Linked DNA regions of Homo sapiens: region 2 is linked to region 1. A link is an interaction called in ENCODE POLR2A ChIA-PET data of the cell type or tissue named here. Cell type or tissue: A673. All regions are shown on one strand. Each heading gives the region's core, and the rest is flanking DNA. Links, peaks and the distances in the headings are about the cores only. Region 1 has its middle 8.1 kb from the start of IZUMO1R. Region 2 holds the start of MIR548L (microRNA 548l).

Region 1 (12,919 bases), core at 2,436-10,435:
AGGCTGCCTTTCAGAGAACCATCAGGCCGGCCAGCATCTGCTCTCGGGAGATGCAGCTTGAGACCCTTGAGCAAAGCTCATTTTTGCCTTATTGTGACTGAGCCTTCCATAGCAATCTGTTTTCTGACTGAAAGCAGATAAGTCAAAGCTGACTGTAGATGAAGCAATTTGAAGTGGCTGATTCAAGACAATTTTTATTCTAAAACACACACACACACAACAAAACCAACACTTGCGTTTCCAAAAGAAGAGGTACAGCAGCCTTCAGCGGGCTCTGAGGGAGGACAAGGAGGGCAGGGCAGTAGGTGAAGCAACCCAGCCTTGGCTCTGGTTTGGGGCCACTGGAGATGCTGGGCAGTGATGACTTCCTTCCCCTCTCCCATCCTGAGGTCACTCCCCCACTGAATTTGAGAACAGACTACGAAAGTGAAGAGCTAGAGCCAGGAGTCTCCTGGTGAGAATCTGATGTCAGAGGCCAGCCGAAGGGGACTTCAGTGATTCAGAGTTCTTACTGGGTCTCATGAATTCTTCTCACCCCAAACCTGATTGACCATCCTCATGTAAACTCTTAATTGGTTTCTGTCTAGGGAGGTAAATAGGGATATTAATTTATTCTTCACTCTATGTCTATCCAATCGCCGAAGCTGTTGATTTAACTTTCTAAATATCTCTTGAATTCACATCCCTTACTTACTGTCTGGACCATGATCGGCTCTTGCCTCAGTTACTGCAACAACCTCCTAACTAGCTCTCCCACCCTTTTCCAGAGCTTTAATCAAGTAGCAGCCATAATGATCTAATTTCTCAGAATTTTTTTAAATTTGTATAAATTTAAGGGTATAAGTGCAGTTTGGTTACATGGATATATTGCACAGTGGTGAAGTCTGTGCTTTGTACATTGTACTCATTATGTAATTTCTTATACCTCACCCCCTCCCGCCCTTCTGAGTCTCCAACATCTATTATTCCATGCTCTATGTCCATGTGTACACATTATTTAGCTTCCACTTTTAAGTGAGAAAATGCAGTATTTGACTTTTTGTTTGAGTTGTTTTACTTAAGATAGTGGCTTCAGTTCCATCCATGTTACTGCAAAAGATACGATTTCATTCTTTTATATGGATGAATAGTGTATCATTGTATATATTTTACCACATTTACTTTATCCATTCATCTGTTAATGAACACTTAGGTTGATTCCAAATCTTTACTATTGTGAATAGTGCTGTAATAAACATAAGAATGCAGGTATATTTTTCATATAATTATTTCGTTTCTTTTATCAGTATTTTAATTATGAAAGTTTTCAAACATAAAGTTGAGATAATTTTATAGTGAACTCTCTCTCATATGCCCACCACTTAGATTTCACCATTACCATTTTATTATATTTTCTTTATTATATATTTAGCCAACCATCCTTCTCTCTATTCAGGTATCAGTCTTATTATTTTTTATGTATTTCAAAGTAAATTGCAGATATCAGTAAACTGATGTCTTCCTAAGTAATTCAAACATGCATATCATTAACTAGGGTTCAACATTTGTTTGCAGTCTTTGTTTTTCAGAATGATCTTTTAAAAATGTAAAGACAATTATGATGCTCCCATGTTTAAAACCTTTCTAGACCTTAAGGTAAGTCCCAGGTCCTTAACATGGCACACCAGCCCTTTTAAATGTGGTTTTTATTTACTTTTAGATCTTAATCTGTTGTACTTGCTCTCATTGATGCTCTGGGCACTCCTGAGGCCTGACGGCCTGTCATTGTCCTGCCGCTTGCAGGGGCCCCACTTCCAGGGCTGTTCTGTCATAGCCCAGCCTCTGTGTCTAGGGATACATACCCCTCAGCTCTCAGAACTGAAGGCTTCCTGTCAGGGAAGCTTGTATGGCCGTCATGGGCTGGTGAGATGTCTCTTGGAGCTTATGCTGCTGCAGTCATTGCACATACCTCCTGCCCTTGGAAATGAATGCCTGCAGACAGGCTCGACATTGCCTCTTCTGTAAGCAGCTCCAGAAAGACAGTAATAGTCACAGGGTCAAACACAGTCCCTGGCCCAGAGTGCATACTCTGCAATTTGTTGTCTGCAATGAGGAGAAATACCCGAGTAGAATAAAACTGCATTTCTTTTCTTTTCTTTCTTTCTTTTTTTTTTTTGAGACAGACTCTCACTCTGTCGCCTAGGCTGGAATGCAGTAACACAATCTCGGCTCACTGCAACCTCTGCCTCCCGGGTTCCAGCGATTCTCCCACCTCAGCCTCCCTCCCGAGTAGCTGGGATTACAGGTGCACACCACCATGCCCAGCTAACTTTTTGTATTTTTAGTAGAGATGGGGTTTCACCATGTTGGCCAGGCTAGTCTCAAACTCCTGATCTCCAGTGATCCACCTGCCTCGGCTTCCCAAAGTGCCGGGATTACAGGTGTGAGCCACCATGCCTGGCCCAAACTGCATTTCTTAAAAACATAGTTTTAACTCAGACCCTTCTCTAGTTTAACCTGACGTATCCCATCTCTCTTTTCTGCCTCTCTTCTTTCCTGCTGCTGAGTGTAATAGCTCATAACTGAGGTTTGTATGCAGTTTTACAATATGCAATTGTTCTTGATACATTTTCAATCCACCCAGCATCTCTTCCTGGAATACTAATTCAGACACCTCCCTAGTTTAACCTGACCTATCCCATCTCTCCCTTTCTCCTGCCTTCCTTCCTTTCCTCTCTCTCTTCTCCTTTATCATGTGCTCACCTATCCTTTTCTCTCCAACTTAAGGTGACCTCTCCTTTCTCCCTCTCCCCATCCTTCTTCCCATCTCTTCCCTTCTCTCTCTCCTCTCCCTCCCTCCCCTCTCCTCTCTTCCTTCCTATCCCCTCTTTCTTTTCCTTCCCTCCTCTATTCTTCCTCCTTTTAGTTTATAGTGACCTCTCCTCTCAGCCTTTTCTCCCACCCCTCCCCTCCCTGCCTTTCCTCTCTCAGTTTTCTTCCTCACTCCCAGATTTTCCAACCAGAGCCTCTTCATTTTCTGATAATTTCCGTGATATTTCAGAGCGTTAATGCTGGGGCCTCTCATTGCCACTTGAAGAAGGCCACTTTTTAGGTCTAATCACCACAAGGGAAATGAATGTGAAGCTCATCAACTGTTGAAGAGAGTCCAAGGAAGGGGAGAACAGAGAGCAAAACACCAGTGTTCTATGGACAAGGAATTAACTGAAAATTACAGACAGGGGAGAAAGAACAAATGTCTTTACTCTCCATATTTTCCTTCTCGGGCTGATGGCTCCCTTGCTCACCATTACACTTATGTCACATTGTCACATTCAAACCAGGCTGCTGCTGGGTATATCAGAGAGCATTATTAACTAGTAACTAAGGTTTGCATGCAGTTTTACAATTTGCACTGTTCTCCATACATTTTCTTTCTTTTCTTCTTTTTTTTTGAGACGGAGTCTTGCTTTGTCACCCAGACTAGAGTGCAATGGCGCAATCTCAGCTCACTGCAACCTCCGCCTCCTGGGTTCAAGCAATTCTCCTGCCTCAGCCTCCCCAGTAGCTGGGATTACAGGCACGTGCCACCAAGCCTGGCTAATTTTTGTATTTTTAGTAGAGACGGGGTTTCACCATGTTGGCCAGGCTGGTCTCGGACTCCCGACCTCAAGTGATCCACCTGCCTTGGCCTCCCAAAGTGCTGGGATTACAGGTGTGAGCCACCACACCCGGCCTCTTCATATATTTTCAATCCACCCAACGTCCCGTCCTGGAACTGTCCTTTGACCCTAAGTTCCACGTCAGCTACCAAACTGTCTTTTCTTCCTAGCCATGTTTTGTATAAAACCTGTGTATGTTCATGGTGGCTCCTCTGTGTCTCCTTATGCTCATTATCCCTCCCTGCTGCCTGGCTCCACCACCGTTCCCTGGAATCCACTCTGGCCATATTCAGCAGCAACTTCTAAATTATCCAATCCAGTGGGTAAGGTCCATCTGTATCCTACCTGACCCTTCAGCTGCCTTTGACCAAAGTACTCAATCCCCCTGGCCTTCTTGAAAGTCATGTCTTCTTGATTCTCAGGACTTTCCTCCTGCGTCTCAACTAGTTCCTTGTTGGTCCCTTTGATAGGTTCCATTTCCGCCTTCTGCCCTTTAAGTGCTTTCTGGGGCTCTGTTCTTGGTTGGACCTCTTCTCTTCTTACGGTACACACTCTCTCTCTGGGCAATCTCACCCCCAACATGGCTTTAGTGATCATCTATATGTGGGTACTCTTAAATCTCTATACAGTCCCGACCTGTAGAATTACATATCTACATACTTCCAATGGTATTGCACTTGAATTTCTCACAGGCACCTTACACTTACCTGTTTTAGCTCCTCATTCAATCTGCTTTTCTATGCTGGCTAATGGCACCCCTTCCCTCCAGTCACCCTGCCTGGAGCTATCCTGGACCCCTCTTCCTCTGCCACCTCATGCAAATACTTTAACATGGTCATTCGAGGCTCTTCATCATCTGACATGGGTTACAACAGAAACTTCTCACCCCCCATCCCATCCTCACCCTTCAGGCCAGCCACACTGAGCTACTCCCTGCTCTCTGAATGAGCCACCACTGCTCTGTTCCTTTTCATCTGCAGCTCCATCTGCTGGGGATGACCTTTCCCTGCTTCTCCGCCAGGCTGCTCATCATCTCGGGCTCTGCTCAGGCACCTTCATCACAAGACAGCCTGCTTTTGCCCCTTCCTCTGTGGACTCTCATGGCATTCAATGCTTCTTTTCAGCATCGTATTTAATACAGGGTGATGCAATCTTCTGCATATTTGCTTGCCCCTCCCTCCTTAGACTCTTGAGTTCCTTAAGAGTGAGGACTTTGCTTTATCCTTCTGTATTAGTCTGTTCTCACACTGCTATGAAGAAATACCTGAGACTGGGTAATTTATAAAGGAAAGAGGTTTAATTGACTCACAATTCCGCATGGCTGGGGAAGCCTCAGGAAACTTACAATCATGGTGGAAAGCAAAGGAGAAGCAGGCATCTTCTTCATAGGGTTTCAGGACCAAGTGAGTGCAAGCAAGGGAAATGCCAGACGCGTATAAAACCATCAGGTCTTGTGAGACTCACTACCATGAGAACAGCATGGGTGAAACCACTCCCATGATCTAATTACCTCCACCTGGCCCTGCCTTTGACACATAGGGATTATGGGGATTATAATTCAAGATGAGATTTTGGGTGGGGACACAGCCGAACCATATCACCTTCTGTCACCTGCTCCTGCCAGTTTATGGTACATAGAAGGGCCTCTCAATATTTGAACACATGAATGAGTGAGTGAGTGAATGGGATGTGTCAGGTGTGACAACCCACAGGGCCTGAACCTGGGGTAGAACTCAGTGTTTCTGACTCCACAGGCCATGCTCTTTCCTCACAGTCCAATTTTCAGTGGATGCCCCTCCTGCCAACCTAGTATGCTTAAAAAGATAAGTATTTGAATAGGTGCAAACTTATCAGTAGCTCCTCTCAAAGGACCTTGAAACACCCCTACATATGTTCTTTTAGACTGGGACAATTTTACATGGGTATAATACGTATGGTTCAGTGGCCCCCTGCAGGCAAGGCTGCCCAAAGCATGACTCTCAGTGTGGCTGTGTCCTCCCCCCATCTCTCCCCTTCACTTTCCAAGGATGTAAGCCAGTGTTGGTGGCAGCATTAGAATTGTATCCACAATCCTATCCTTCCTAGTGTGGGAAAGTCCAGCTAAACGGAACTATCTTCAATACTTTGAACTCTCTATGATCACTGTTGCTCCAGGCTTTTGTACATGCTGTTCCATTTCACATGGGACCTCCCCCGTCATCCTCAAAACATGTAGTATCTTCCTTTAGCTAACTTGTTATTTTCTAGACCTCAATTTGAAGATATCTATATCCAAGGAAGCCCAAATCTGGGTTAGGTGTCCTTCCAGGTACTCTCTCTCATAGCTTTTGGGTTACCTCCATCATGTCACTTGCCACACTATTCCAGAGATGCCTGCTGACTCATGTGTTCCCCACTGGGCGGCTGTAAGCTCCTAGACCAGTAGAGACTGTGTCTGTCAGTCTTACACCTATAACCACAGTTCTGGGTACATGATAGGCACTCAGTAGGTATTTGTTAAATGAACAAGGGATTGTTTTTTGGTTAAAAAAAAAAAAGATTTCTCCTATGATTCATTTTTGCCAAGAAGCATACCAGGAAAAATTCTTGGAAATCTGAGTTTCTGTGTATGGTCATATTTAGATGGTCATGTACATATGTGATTTGCAGGCGTTTCAATTTCTACTTTGTAGAAAATGATTGTTTTTCTTCTCTTTATTCACCTCTCTTATCACTAGATGTCCTGTGTCTTGCTGGGCTCATCTTCCTGACTCCCCACAGCTCTATAAACCATGAGGCTTGGCAAATGCAGTTGGTGAATTGTTTTTTGTTTTTTTCTTAGTCAAGTACACAATTTCAAGTTTGAAGAACGGAATCAGTTGGGTTATACTTCATAGCCTAGAGAAAACAAATATGCATCTTTTTGGATTTGTTTTAGTCTTTGTCTTACATTGAAAATATCTGAGAAATCTCGCAGAAGAGCTGGAAGGTCCGCAATGTATTTTATAGTTTTTATAGACAGAAAATAATGGAAAGTATATAGTTTCAAGGTGGCAAATATTTGGCTCTTTATGCCCTTGTGCTTACAAATGAAAAGACAGAGAGAGGAAAATCAATTTTCCAGGAGGCTGTGGGTAAATTGCCTTGCAATACAATCATTAAGCAGTTGCCATTTCTAGAAAAGTAAATTTTGTGATTCTTCAGATACCTTTATTATAGACCAGTGAGATGTACCATTATGTGAAGCTCTTGAATTGCTTTAAGTTTATTTAAGACTTAAATCTCTGAAAAATGTTAATAGTTGGGAATATTCAAAGACTCCAATTTATGAAACTATAATAGATTTTAAGTTGCTAAGTGTCTTTTCACATTTGAGTTGATGCTTCCGTTTTATGATCAAAGTGTGTGGAATGTCTGGTTGCCATGCAAACTGGGGCTTAAGAGGAAACATTGAGGCCTCTTGCTGTATTTTCCTTAAAGACAAAGCATTGCATTCATTCATAGAAATGTGGAAAGCCTTTATCTCCTCCTTTATCTGCCAAATCCCTTGGCATGGTGTTTTCTTTGAATCTGGAGGAAGTGTTCTGGGATTATTTCTACTGAAGGATAAATGGTCTCTTTGGGTGAAGTGAAGAAACCTAGGATATGAGGATGGTTGTTCTCAGAGCTGTGCCTTACCCATTCCATGAATAAGGGGAAGGCAACTAAGATTTCTCAAGCACTGGCTCTGTTCCAGGTCCCGTATCAAATTCTTGAGACATCTCATCTCACTGTCTGTCTGCTAATCAAGGGCAAAGATTGTATCATATATGAATGTCTTTGTGTATACAACACAGTTGACATTGATTGGTATGAATGACTGCTGAATGAAGGAATGAGCAAACAATCCTGTGTAGGTGTTTTAAACCCATTTTAAAGATCACCTCAGAGAAGTTAAATAAGTTGTTCAGTCTTACCTCTTTCACAGAACAGAAGATATATTAGTAATAGTTGACTTTATTTATTTATTTTGAGACAGAGTCTCACTTTGTTGCCCAAGCTGGAGTGAAGTGGCATGATCATGGCTCACTGCAGCCTCAAACTCCTGGGCTTAAGTGATCCTCCCACCTCAGCCTTCCAAGTGGCTAGGACTACAGGCATGCACCACCACACTTGGCTAATTTTTTTTTTTTTTTTGCAGAGATGAGTCTCACTATTTTGCCCGGACTGGTCTCAAACTGCCAGGCTTAAGTGATCCTCCCACCTCAGCCTTCCGAAGTGCTGGGATTACAGGTGTGAGCCACCATGCCTGGCCAATAGTTAACTTTATATCACAGTACAGTCATGTGTTGCTTAATAACAGGAATATATTCTGAGAAATGTGTTGTTAGACAACTTTGACATCATGCAAACATCATAGAGTGTACTTACACAAACCTAGAGGGTATAGTCTACCATACACCTAGGCTAAATATAGTAGTATAGCCTATTGTTTTCAGGCTACAAACCTATACAGCATGTTACTGTACTGAATACTGTAGGCAATTGTAACACAATGATAAGCATTTTTGCATCTAAACATATCTAAACATACAAAAGGTATAGTAAAAATACAGTATTATGATCTTATGGGGCCACTGTCATCACTGTCATATGTGGTCTACTCTTTGTATTTAAGCTACAAGATATGAAAGGAAAAGAGTGAATATCACCCAAGAATCTGCATTCTGTTCTGGGGAAAGGATTAGCATGTTTCTGTTTGCACACAGGATAGCTGTGTCATGTTAGGGGGAAGTATCACTTTGTTGTCTTTATTTGGATATTAAATATGGCTTAAGAAGATGTGTATGGGTGCCAGGTTGTCAAAGGGTGGATTCATGTGGTCGTTATGTATGAAATTATCTAGGCTATTGCCCCCTATTCTCAACAAAATGGTAATCTAGGTGTTGCTAGGAAGGTATTTTGTAACTCTTGTTAAAGTCTGTAATCGGTGGCGAGCAATGAAACAAGAATTTGAGGCCCAATCTATCTGGCTTCAAGTCTGTGTTCCCCCTATTCTATATTAAACAGAAAATAAAAGTCTATTGAGTGTTTCATAGGCAATTAAGTCTAATAAACTCTGCAAAGTTTAAACACCTGCCATGTGGCAGCCACTGGGCCAAGTGTGTCACTCAGGTTATCACACAGCAACCCTAAATGCCACCACCCCAACTATGGTCATGAAGAAACGGGGGTTTAGAATACCTCTATTTTTTTGCTTAACTTTGCTATGCACCATTCTCTAAAGAATGTTCCCTGAAGTTCCAGTCTCAAAAATAACAGATTCTTTCCACGATGAAAATGTTTGGGAAACATTCGTGTTATCACTACCTCCTGAGGACTCAAAGTGTACATGCACAATGTGTTACAGATTCCAATAAGTACTGCAGTAAAGACTTTTTTTTTTTTAATTTTTTTTTTAAGACAGAGTCTTGCTCTGTCTGCCAGGCTGGAGTACAGCGGCATGATCTCGGCTCAATGCAATCTCCGCCTCCCGGGTTCAAGTGCTTCTCCTGCCTCAGTCTCCCGAGTGAGTAGCTGGGACTACAGGCACATGCCACCACGCCTGGCTAATTTTTGTATTTTTAGTAGAGACAGGGTTTCACTATGTTGGCCAGGCTGGTCTGGAACTCCTGACCTCAGGTGATCCACCCGCCTCGGCCTCCCAAAGTTCTGGTATTACAGACGTGAGTCACCGCATCCAGCCAAGACCTTTCTTAAACTCCATTTAACCCAGCATTTCAAACATATTTGGCTACAGCAGCACTTTTGTGTGTTATACCCATTAACGTCATGGCATGAGACTTCTGCCAAGCAGACTTAGAAAAATTTTGGCTTGCTATGTAGCACCAGGCCTCAATTTCACAGGAGCAACTGTAGGCAGGTTCTCAGAACATGTTGAACTGCTAGGTCATGCTTATTACCTAGATAATGCTTCATGTTTATTTATATTATATTTTTGCTAAAAATCTTATGTGGGCTGAATTTCTGTTCAGAGGAGTCTCATTTTGCCCACAGGCTATGTATCATATTCCACTGAAAGCCAATTCTTGCACCTGTTGGCAAAATGAGCCAGAGGACCTCTAGATTATTTTCTTGTTTTTTTCTTGTGTGCCATTTTGATTCCCACCTCATTTCCTTTTCTGTATGTTTCTTAGTTATTTTCTTAGTGGTTACCCTGGAGATTATAATTAACATCCTAAATTTCTTTGAGTTGATAGCAACTAACTTCAACAGCATAGAAATCTCTGCTCCTGTATAGCTGCCCTCCCTCTTTACATTGCTGTTGTTAACAGTTTCGTCTTTATACATTGTGTGCCAATTAGCAGAAATTTATAATTAGTGTTTTTTGCACTTATATTTTAAATAATATAGGAAAAGAAAGATGAGTTACAAACCAAAAATACAATAACCCTGGTTTCTATATTAATATTCACTTATGTTGTTACCTTTACTGGTGTTATTTCTTCATATTGTTTTGAATTACTGTGTAATGTCTGTTCATTTCATCCTGAAAGACTGCTTTTAGCATTTCTTGTAGGGCAGGACTGCTAGCAATAAACTTTCTCAGTTTTTATCTGAGAATGTCTTAATTTCATTTTAGTTTAGTTTTTTTTTGTTGTTTTGTTTTGTTTTTTTTTGAGATGGAGTCTCGCTCTGTTGCCCAGGCTGGAGTGCAATGGCACAATCTTGGGTCACTGCAACCTCCGCCTCCTGGGTTCAAGCTATTCTCATGTCTCAGCCTCTCGAGTAGCTGGGTTTACAGGTGCCCACCACTGCACCTGGCTAATTTTTGTATTTTTAGTAGAGACGGGTTTTTGCCATGTTGGTCAGGTTGGTCTTGAACTCCTGACCTCAGGTGATCCACCCACTTCAGCTTCCCAAAATGCTGGGATTACAGGCGTGAGCCACCACACCTGGTCTTTTTTTTTTTTCTTTTTGAATTTCATTTTGATTTTTAAAGAATATTTTTATAAACATATAATTCTTAATTTACAGGCTTTAAACTATGTCACCCCATTGCCTTTTGGCTTTCATGGTTTCTGATGAGAAATGAGCTGTTAAACTTATTGATGATTGCTTGTATATGACGAGATGTTTCTCTCCTGCCACTTTCAAAATTGTCTTAGTCTTTTTTTTCTTGACAGTTTAATTATCATTGTGCCTCAGTGTAGATGTCTTTGAGTTTATTCTACTTAGAGTTTGTTGAATTTCTTGGATATATAGATACATGTATTTCATCAAATTCAAGCCATTTTAGCCATGATTTCTTCAAATAGCTTTTTTGCCTCTTTTTCTCTCTTCTCTCCTCCTGGGATGCTTCTTGGTATGCTCGATGGTGTCCCACAGTTCCCTTAGACTCTGTTCCTTTTTCTTTAAAAAAATATAGTTTATTTTTTAATTTTATTTCAGTTTTTGGATAACAAGTGGTTTTTGATTGCATGGATAAGTTTTTTAGTGATGATTTCTGAGATTTTGGTGTACCCATCACCCAAGCAGTGTACACTGTACCCAATGTATAGTCTTTTATCCCTCACTGCCCTCCCATCCTCCCCCGCTGAGTCCCCAAAGTGCTTTATATCATTCTTATGCCTTTGCGTCCTCACAGCTTAGCTCCCATTTATAAGTGAGAATATACAATATTTGCTTTTCCATTCCTGAGTTGCTTCACTTAGAATAATGGTCTCCAATTCCATCCAGGTTGCTGTGAATGCCATTATTTCATTTCTTTTTTATGACTGAGTAGTATTCCACGGTATGTATATGATATATATGACATTTTATTTATCCACTCATCACTCATTGGTTGATGGGCATTTAGGCTGGTTCCATATATTTGCAATTGTGAATTGTGCTATTATAAACATGCATGTGCAAGTGTCTTTTTCATATAATGACTTCTTTTCCTCTGGGTAGATACCCAGTAGTGGGATTGCGGATCAAATGGTAGCTCTATTTTTTGTTCTTTAAGGAATCTCCATACTGTTTTCCATAGTGGTTGTACTAGTTTACATTCTCACCAGCAGTGTAAAAGTGTTCTCTTTTCACCACATCCATGCAAACATATGTTATTTTTTGATATTTTAATTATGGCCGTTCTTGCAGGAGTAACGTCATTGTGGTTTTGACTTGCATTTCCCTGATAATTAGTGATGTTGAACATTTTTTCATATTTTTATTGGCCATTCGTACGTCTTCTTTTGAGAATTGTTTATTCATGTCTTTGCCCACTTTTTGATGGGATTTTTTTTTCTTGCTGATTTGAGTTCCTTGTAGATTCTAGATATTAGTCCTTTGTTTGATGCATAGTTTGTGAAGATTTTTCTCCCACTCCATGGGTTGCCTGTTTACTCTGCTGATTATTTCTTTTGCTGTGCAAAAGCTTTTTAGCTTAATTAGGTCCCATTTATTTATCTTTGTTTTTGTTGCATTTGCTTTTGAGTTCTTGGCCATGAACTCTTTACCTAAGCTAATGTCTAGAAGAGTTTTTCTGATGTTGTGTTCTAGAATTTATATGGTTTTAGGTCTTAGATTTAAGTCTTTGATCCATCTTGAGTTGATTTTTGTGTAAGGTGAGAGATGAGGATCCAGTTTCATTCTGCTACATGTGGCTTGTCAATTATCTCAGCACCATTTATTGAATAAAGTGTCTTTCCCCCACTTTATGTTTTTGTTTGCTTTGTCAAAGATCAGTTGGCTGTAAGTATTTGGCTTTATTTCTGGGTTCTCTATTCTGTCCCACCAGTCTATGTCCTGATTTTTATACCAGTATTATGCTGTTTGGGTAACTATAACCTTGTAGTATAATTTGAAGCTGGGTAATGTGATGTCTCCAGATTTTTTCTTTTTCTTAGTCTTGCTTTGGCTATGCAGGCTGTTTTTTGGTTCCATATGAACTTTAGGATTGTTTTTTCTAGTTCTGCAAAGAATGATAATGATACTTTGATGGGAATTGCATTGAATTTGCAGATTTCTTTTGGCAGTATGGCCATTTTCACAATATTGATTCTACTCACCCATGAGCATGGGATGTGTTTCCATTTGTTTGTGTCATCGATAATTTCTTTCAGCAGTGTTTTGGAGTTTTCCTTGTAGAGATCTTTTTCTTCCTTGGTTACATATATTCCTAGGTGTTTTTCCTTTCTTTCTTTCTTTTCTTATTTATTTATTTATTTTTGGTAGCTGTTTTAAAAGGGATCGAGTTCTTGATTTAATTCTCAGCTTGGTCATTGTTGGTGTACAGCAGTGCTACTCTTTTGTGTACATTGATTTTGTAACCTCAC
Region 2 (8,000 bases), core at 1-8,000, 170 kb before region 1:
TTCATGAGTCCACTGCAAAATCATTTTGTCTATATGTGTACATGTATGTACATATACATAGGTATATAGATGTAATACTATAGTCTACATATGCTACCATCATAGTCCTGTTAACATTTTTTTATGCTTATTATGTCTATCTTACAAGACTGATCAGACAGGGATAATAATGGATGAGTTGATTTTACTCTGGGGAAGGAAAATGTCTACCATCTTTTCCTGTGATGATAACATTAAGGTTAAATTAGCAGAAACATTTATTTTTAAGAGTATGATTTTATAAAGAAGCATTTTTAGAAACTAAGAAATATGAAAGCTTTCGTTTGCACATCACCCTGAGGAAATTTACACTGTGACTCGGTGTTCATTTCTCTCCACTTCAGACATGTTGGTTTGCTGCGTATTAAAGGGAGGAAGATGAATATGCATAAAATTCCTCTTCACACAGTGCGGCAGTTTTTCATGGAGGATATTGTTCTAGCTAATCATCCAGACATTTTTAACCCAGATAATCCTAAAGTAACCCAAGCCATACAAAGCTTCTGTTTGGAGAAGGTAATTCTTTTTGATAAAGTCAATGAGATCTACTTTAGTTGAAGAATTATTCACCTTCAATTAAGTAATTTAATAGAGTAGAGGGAAGCCTTTATGTTGATTACATTCTCATGAAGCCTGTAAGGACACTGTTCTTCAGTGAATGTGTTTAATTGTGTCCAAGATTTTTTTTTTTAAGTCATTGAGAGAGAGGAATACTGGATGTTAAAAAAAATTAAATCTCTCTCCTAGTTTCTTTCTTCCTTTTCAAAAACATAATACATAATCTTTTCTCCTTTTTAATCCTGATTTGATGATTTGTTCATTTTATTTATGAAAGCAGGCAGTAACTTTGATTGAGGAATGGGAGACTATCGTGTGTGAGAAAAGCCTTAGCTTCTAATAATCTGTATTAGGCGTCCCTTTCACCCTGAAAGCTACCCCAAATGAAATGTGAAAAATGTGTTTGCTATCCACCCTATTGCTGCAATGTAAGTCCCAAACCTCCCTCTCTATGCACATTGCCACCCCTAAATCTCTAGAAAATTTCAGCCACTACTAAGGTTGGGTGGATTAATGCATTTAATAATATGTGGTTTGACAGCTTAATTAGCATCACTTGCTGACGCTCAGTTCTTAACTCTGTGTCAGCTGTCCTACTATGTTTTCTTTTCATGAAAAATCAGGTAACATAGTAACAATGATAATAATTATGACCAGTGATACTTACTGATTTACTGTATGTGATGTGCACTGTTGACAGCATTTAATCTAGCCAACAATACTATATGTGAGTAGTTTCTACCATCTATAGTTTAGAGGAACTGAACCTTAGATAAGGTGACTCATTCAGTGTCACAGCTTTTTGAGCAGTGTGTAGCTCACGTAACCAAAAGTGTACGCTTGTTTCAAGATGATTGACTCTAGAAACTCAAACATAGATTAAGATTCTGGCATCCCTAAATCCAATCTCTCAAGCCAAAGAGATAGAAAATGCATTAATTGCTTTTGCATTGATTGATCCAGGCCTGAGTCATGTGCCCTTCCCTGGAGTCAGACCTGGGTTTTTCAACTTTGGCTTAGTTGACATTTTGTACTAATAATTCTTTGTTGTGGGAGGCAGTTCTGTGCACTCTGGGATGTTTAGCAGTATTCTCCCTGGTTTGTACCCACTAGATGCCAGTAGTACCCCTTCTAACTGGTCGTGATGATCAAAAATGTTTACAGACCTTGCCAAATGTCCTTAGAGAAGCAAAGTCACCTCTGGTTGAGGTCTACTGTATGAACTTCACCTAAATCCTGTGGGCTTTGGTGACATGAATCCAGAGAGGAAAGTAGACGCTGGTGACACAAAGTAATAGAGGTTCATTTTAAACACCAGGTGTGCACATAACTTTCTGTTATCTCTGTATTTTATGTACATTTCTGTTATTGTACTTAGTTAAGTTATATTATTTTTTATAAGCATGTGAGTGTCTTCTGAACTCTTTGAGGACAGGACCCATATCTTACTTTTCTGTCTCAGCACTTGACCTAGTACCTGGCAAAATGATGCTCTATAAATGCTTGTTGGATTGAAATAATTGACCTAGGAGATCATATTCTTATAGATTTTCTCTGTGCTGTCTGATATGTATTCACTAGCACATGTGGCGTTTACATTTAATTATTTACATTTAAATTTAAAATTCAGTTTCTCACTTGTACTAGCCACATTTCAAGTACTCTATATCCACATATGGTTTTGGCAACCATATTGAATATGCACATAGAAAAAATTATTGCAGAAAACTCTTTTGGACTTCATTGTTACAGACAGTTTAAAGGACAAGATTATAAAGTCTTAGATGTGAAAGAAATCTGAGGACAAAAACACTTGTTCTGTATTGTTCTTGAGATCAGGACCAAGTTATAGGAAGGCAGTTTTTGTTCCAATACAAGAACTTTCTAAGAACTAGAATTGTTCAGCTATGAAGTTGGCCATCTGGAGATATCTAATCACTGTGCACACAGCCATTTATGAAAATAATCTAGTGCTGTCTCCTTGTAACTTGGTTTTACCCTTAAGAACAATATAGAACAAGTGCTTTTGTCTTCAGAACTCTTTCAAGTCTAAGATGTTATAATCTTATCCTCTCAGAGTATGAGACAACTCCACATATTTGAAAACATCAGTCTTATTTTCTTTTACCTTGAACTCTTCCAAGATAAATAATCTAAAGTCCTTGCTTATTGATCCCTAAATCTTCTGGTGAGTCTCCCATGGATCATATGACTGCAAAAACTAGACTTACTTGGTTTTAAGTTGGTAAGCTGAGGAAAGCCTTATTGAAACATGAGTAGTAATATTTTAAGTTTTATTCTAAAAGAATTATTTTAGAGATTGAAAAATTATGAAGAACTTTCATGAAAGGAAAACATTAAGGAATAGTATTAAAGGAGCATTACAAGAAGGTATATTTGAAAAGGTGTCATAAATGACCTAGGAAATAAAGATGATTATGTAGTTCAGGAAAATTCCTGTGGTAATAAGCTGCTATTCAGCCAAGTTAAACTCAGTTTACTACGTTGTTTTTTAATCTTTTTAAAAATTTTGAGATTGAAGAAATGCTTGAAAATGCTGAACGGGAACGTCTGGGTAATTCTCACCAGCCAGAGAAGCCTCTTGTACGACTGCGAGTAAGTCCTATTTATATAGATTGAATATTATTAATTTTCAAAGCATAGTAATGTACAGTTTACATGGTTTCTTTGAAAAGTAGTGAGGAGAGTGCTCATAGTAATAAGAAGAGCAATCACCATCGGAGGCAAAAACAAAGATATAAGGATTTGAGTTAATCACAGTTTAAGTGATAGGTTTGGTAACTTATTTTTCTCATTTTCTAAATAATTTGTTGTTATATTTAATAGATTGGCTGAGCTCTCTGGCTTCATCTTTAACTACCTCCTCTACTCACTTCATTCCAGGCATCTTGGCCTTCTCGCAGTTTCTTGGGCATGTGGGATGTGCTCTTATCTCCCTTTAGTCTGCTCCCGTGTCACCTCACTGCAGCCCTATCATCAAGATTGCAGCCCCTACCTTCTCTCCAGTGCCCTGATTTCACTTACCTTCTTCTGCTTCCTCTTTTCTTCTTATTTTTTTCCCCGTAACACATCCTTCTAATCTATGTACGGTTTATTTGTTTTGGTTATTATTAGGATTGTTTCCTGTGCCTATAAATCTGCTTATCCTTTCTATCGTGTTATAAACAAAGAAACAACAACAGACTTCTTCTTTACCACTATGCTTTTCCCTTTTCCAAACTCCTACCCCATGTTGCTTACTCTCTTTAAAAGCCCCTAAAAGTATATAACCTATATCTCTCTTAACTTTCTCTTCTTCAGTTCACTATAACCAAGGCTCTGACTTCACCATAACCAGTGGAAAAGATGACCTTTAATTGTTCAATCCAATAGATCGTGTCTCATCTTGCTGAATTACTCTTGGGCATTCTCTGAGTTATTTGTATCCGTCCCGTCTCATAGTTAGCCCTCTTTTCAGTGTAGGCATACAGCTTTAATGACCACCAATAGAGTGATGACTTCAAAATCTTTACGTAGACCTCCTTCTTGTTCTGTATCTCCAGGAGTCCCCTGAGGCCTGGTACTGAGGAGTGTAGTCTTTAAACCAGCAGTGTTGTTGTTGCCTGGGAAATTGTTAAAAATGCAGAGCCTCAGACCCTGCATCAGAACCCACTGTATTTTAACAAAAATCTCCAAGAAATGTATATGTTCATGAAAATTTGAGAAGTACTGGGATGTAGACTGTGGAGGTAAAGAGTACAGTGTAGAGCCAGACTTCCTGAGCTTCATTCTGGCCCAACCACTAGTTGTATGACCTTGAGCAACCGCATCCCTTATCCCTTGGTTTGTATTAGGTTGGTGCAAAAGTATTTGCGGGTTTTGTCGTAGAAAGTAATGGCAAAAACTGCAGTTACTTGTGCACCAACCAAATGCTTCGTAGATTTATGAGATCTAAATGGATTAAATAGTGTCTGTTGCACAGTAGGTAATCTGTTCCCGTTTCTTTATCCCACTGTCGCTGGCATAGTGAAGCCCTTATTAATACTTCCTGGCCTATTGCTGCAGCCTCCTACCAGGACTCTGCCTCCAGTTTCCTTCTCTCTCCACACTAATGCCAAAATGATCTTTGTAAAACACAGTTTTGCATGTCTTTTCTGCTAAAAATAACTTAATTATTCCCCAGCACTAACAGGAAAAAGTCTAAACTTTTTTAGGTTAGCATTCAGGGGTCTACATGATGTGGTCTAAACCAAAAAAGCTGCCGTCCCCTGGGTGCAGTGGAGTTTATTTCACTGGAACCTTTGTCCATGTTGATCCTGTTGCGTGGGACATACTTCTCTCCTCCTTTCTCTATACCTTCTTCAGCACCCACCTAAAGCCTCTGTCTTCAAAGAAGCCTTTCTTGACCTGCCCACAGAGAACATGCTTCTTCCTTTGTGTCCTCATCCAACTTTGTACATACCTCTTATAGCACCACTCACAGTCTGCTTCCAGTGATCTGTTTACATGTTTTTCTTCCCAGTCAGTTTGTGAATTTCTTGACAGCCAAGATTGTATTTATTTATGGTTGTATCCCTGGCCCTGAACAGCATACTTAGAACATTGAGGACATCCAATAAAATTTGTTATGACCAAACATTTATAAATGAGAAGTTTGAAGGAGAGACCTAATAGCTTTAGCATTTAGTATTTTGTCTTTTATAACATGGTAGCTGTAGAGATGATCTGGGTAAGGCTGGGCATGGTGGCTCACGCCTGTAATCCCAGCACTTTGGGAGGCCGAAGTGGCTGAATCATCTGACGTCAGGAGTTCGAGACCAGCCTGGGCAACATGGCAAAACCCTGTCTCTACTAAAAATAAAAAAATTAGCCAGGTATGGTGGTGCATGCCTGTAATCCCAACTACTTGGGAGGCTGAAGCGTGAGAATCGCTTGAACCCGGGAGGCAGAGGTTGCAGTGAGCTGAGATTGTGCCTCTGCATTCCAGCCTGGGTGACAGTGAGACGCCATCTCAAAAAAAAAAAAAAAAAAAAGAGAGAGAGAGAGATGGTCTGGGTAATACAAAAATAATTACTTTAAGGGAATCACATAGTTCTCTTCATTATGGCAAAAGATCCCAATTTTCTCATCTGTGTCTGCCTCACAGCATTAAAACTAACCAGACTTTAATAGAAAATTGGCATTTCTTTTCCTAAGCACAGTAAATTACGAATTCATTCATAAAACAGCACATATTGTCATATAAGTAATATTACAAAACTACATTGTACTGACTAAAAGACATTCATTAATTCATTGACTAAATCTTACTGAGTACCTGCTATTATGGATGCTGCAGGATATAGGGATGATAAAACAGATGAGGTTTTGAATTCGTCGAGCTTACAGGAGGTGGAGGTGCAAAGAGAGACATGATACACAAATATCAAATAAATGAACAAAAAACCTTAGCAGATAGTGATGATGAGTGAAAGTGGGAGCACTTTAGTTAGGGAGCATTCTGGATAAGCTGTGAGGTGGTGCAGTGCTGGTCCCCATAGCGTACTTTGGGAACAGCTAGTTGAGAAGAACATATCTCTGAGAAAGAAAGGTGGTATTTGTCTTTGTAAAGGTCTGTTTACCACTACAGACTTCTGTAGAAAGAGTCTACCTTGAGAGAAGTTCTCAGTTTCAGTGAGATACCATGTTTTGGAGGTAATCATTTCTCAAGGCTCACAGATTTGATTCTTTATTACCTGGATGTTCCTAGCATTCATCTTTCTCTTGAGGCACATCTCTAAGATGATAGACCAATTTACTAATGCATTTAAGGCTAGTATTTTATTTTGGTGTGTGTTTGTTTGTTTGTTTGTTTTGAAAGTTCAGAAAATTGTTTTCAGATGGTTTGCTTGGTAGGTACCTAGACTATTAGTGTTATCAGGGGGAGATGTAATCATTCTGCATTGTGGAAATTATTGCAATACCTTGATTCCATCGAACAAAGTATTTTGCTTATGCTTATAAACTTTTCAAACATTAGTTTCTCAGTAGGATAAATGATATAGCTCCATCATGATCTACTGTAGAAAATTAATTCATAAATTTCAAAGTATCAAGCATAAACACTGTGAATACTGAAGGATTAGTGTGTGTTTTAAAAATTGGCAAATTGTTGTTTCCTAGCGTTCATAGATTATTCTGTGTTTTCAGGTGGACTATAGTGGAGGTTTTGAACCTTTCAGTGTTCTTCGCTTTAGCCAGAAATTTGTGGATCGGGTAGCTAATCCAAAAGACATTATCCATTTTTTCAGGCATAGAGAACAAAAGGAAAAAACAGGTAAGCTAGTTATTTTTATGAGGTAAAAAAATGTTCTTATAGGATTTGTGAAGGAATCTTTATTAAAAACTGTAACATAATAATGGAAGATGTTTTAATATGATTGTAATGTCTTAAACAAATTGACAGTGGGAATAATTCTCTTGTCTTCTAAAAATTAGATAGCAATCTTTTTTATTATTATTATACCTTAAGTTCTAGGGTACATGTGCACAACGTGCAGGTTTGTTGCATATGTATACATGTGCCATGTTGGTGTGCTGCACCCATTAACTCGTCATTTACATTAGGTATTGCTCTTAATGCTATCCCTCCCCCCTCCCCCAACCCCATGACAGGCCCCGGTGTGTGATGTTCCCTGCCCTGTGTCCAAGTGTTCTCATTGTTCAATTCCCACCTATGAGTGAGAATATGCGGGGTTCGGTTTTCTGTCCTTGCGGTAGTTTGCTCAGAATGATGGTTTCCACCTTCATCCATGTCCCTACAAAGGACATGAACTCATCATTTTTTATGGCTGCATAGTATTCCATAGTGTATATGTGCCACATTTTCTTAATCCAGTCTATCATTGATGGAAATTTGGGTTGGTTCCAAGTCTTTGCTATTGTGAATAGTGCCACAATAAACACATGTGTGCATGTGTCTTTATAGCAGCATGATTTATAATCCTTTGGGTATATACCCAGTAATGGGATGGCTGGGTCAAATGGTATTTCTAGTTCTAGGTCCTTGAGGAATCACCACACTGTCTTCCACAATGGTTGAACTAGTGTACAGTCCCACCAACAGTGTAAAAGTGCTCCTATTTCTCCACATCCTCTCCAGCACCTGTTGTTTCCTGACTTTTTAATGATCGCCATTCTAACTGGTATGAGATGGTATTTCATTGTGGTTTTGAATTGTATTTCTCTGACGGGCAGTGATGATGAGCATTTTTTCATGTGTCTGTTGGCTGCATAAATGTCTTCTTTTGAGAAGTGTCTGTTCATATCCTTCACCCACTTTTTGAAGGGGTTGTTTGATTTTTTCTTATAAATTTGTTTAAGTTCTTTATAGATTCTGGATATTAGCCCTTTGTCAGAAGGGT

Evidence for each region. ChIA-PET counts read pairs that join two places held together with the same protein. Peaks named below come from ENCODE experiments on the same cell type or tissue, not always from the same donor. Only the 100,000 strongest peaks of a DNase experiment are listed, where the experiment ranks them.
Region 2: POLR2A ChIA-PET joins it to region 1 with 7 read pairs; 2 of 35 experiments call an interaction of 5 or more read pairs at or near these places.

Annotation. Positions count from the first base shown.
Region 1 is chr11:94,290,066-94,302,984 of GRCh38, reverse strand. No RefSeq gene overlaps it. Among named protein-coding and RNA genes, the nearest start is that of IZUMO1R, 8.1 kb to the left of the region's middle. In A673, for the core only: a CTCF peak has its summit at 4,661 (motif pointing left); no DNase peak of the experiment used is centred there; H3K27me3 peaks cover 2,880 bases.
Region 2 is chr11:94,463,026-94,471,025 of GRCh38, reverse strand. It overlaps MRE11 (MRE11 double strand break repair nuclease), which reads left to right. Exons shown (of 20, transcript NM_005591.4): 9 at 384-555; 10 at 3,133-3,213; 11 at 6,787-6,913. It overlaps MIR548L (microRNA 548l), which reads left to right and starts at 4,446; the gene lies at 4,446-4,531. In A673, for the core only: no CTCF peak of the experiment used is centred there; a DNase peak (open chromatin) is centred at 4,575; H3K27ac peaks cover 617 bases.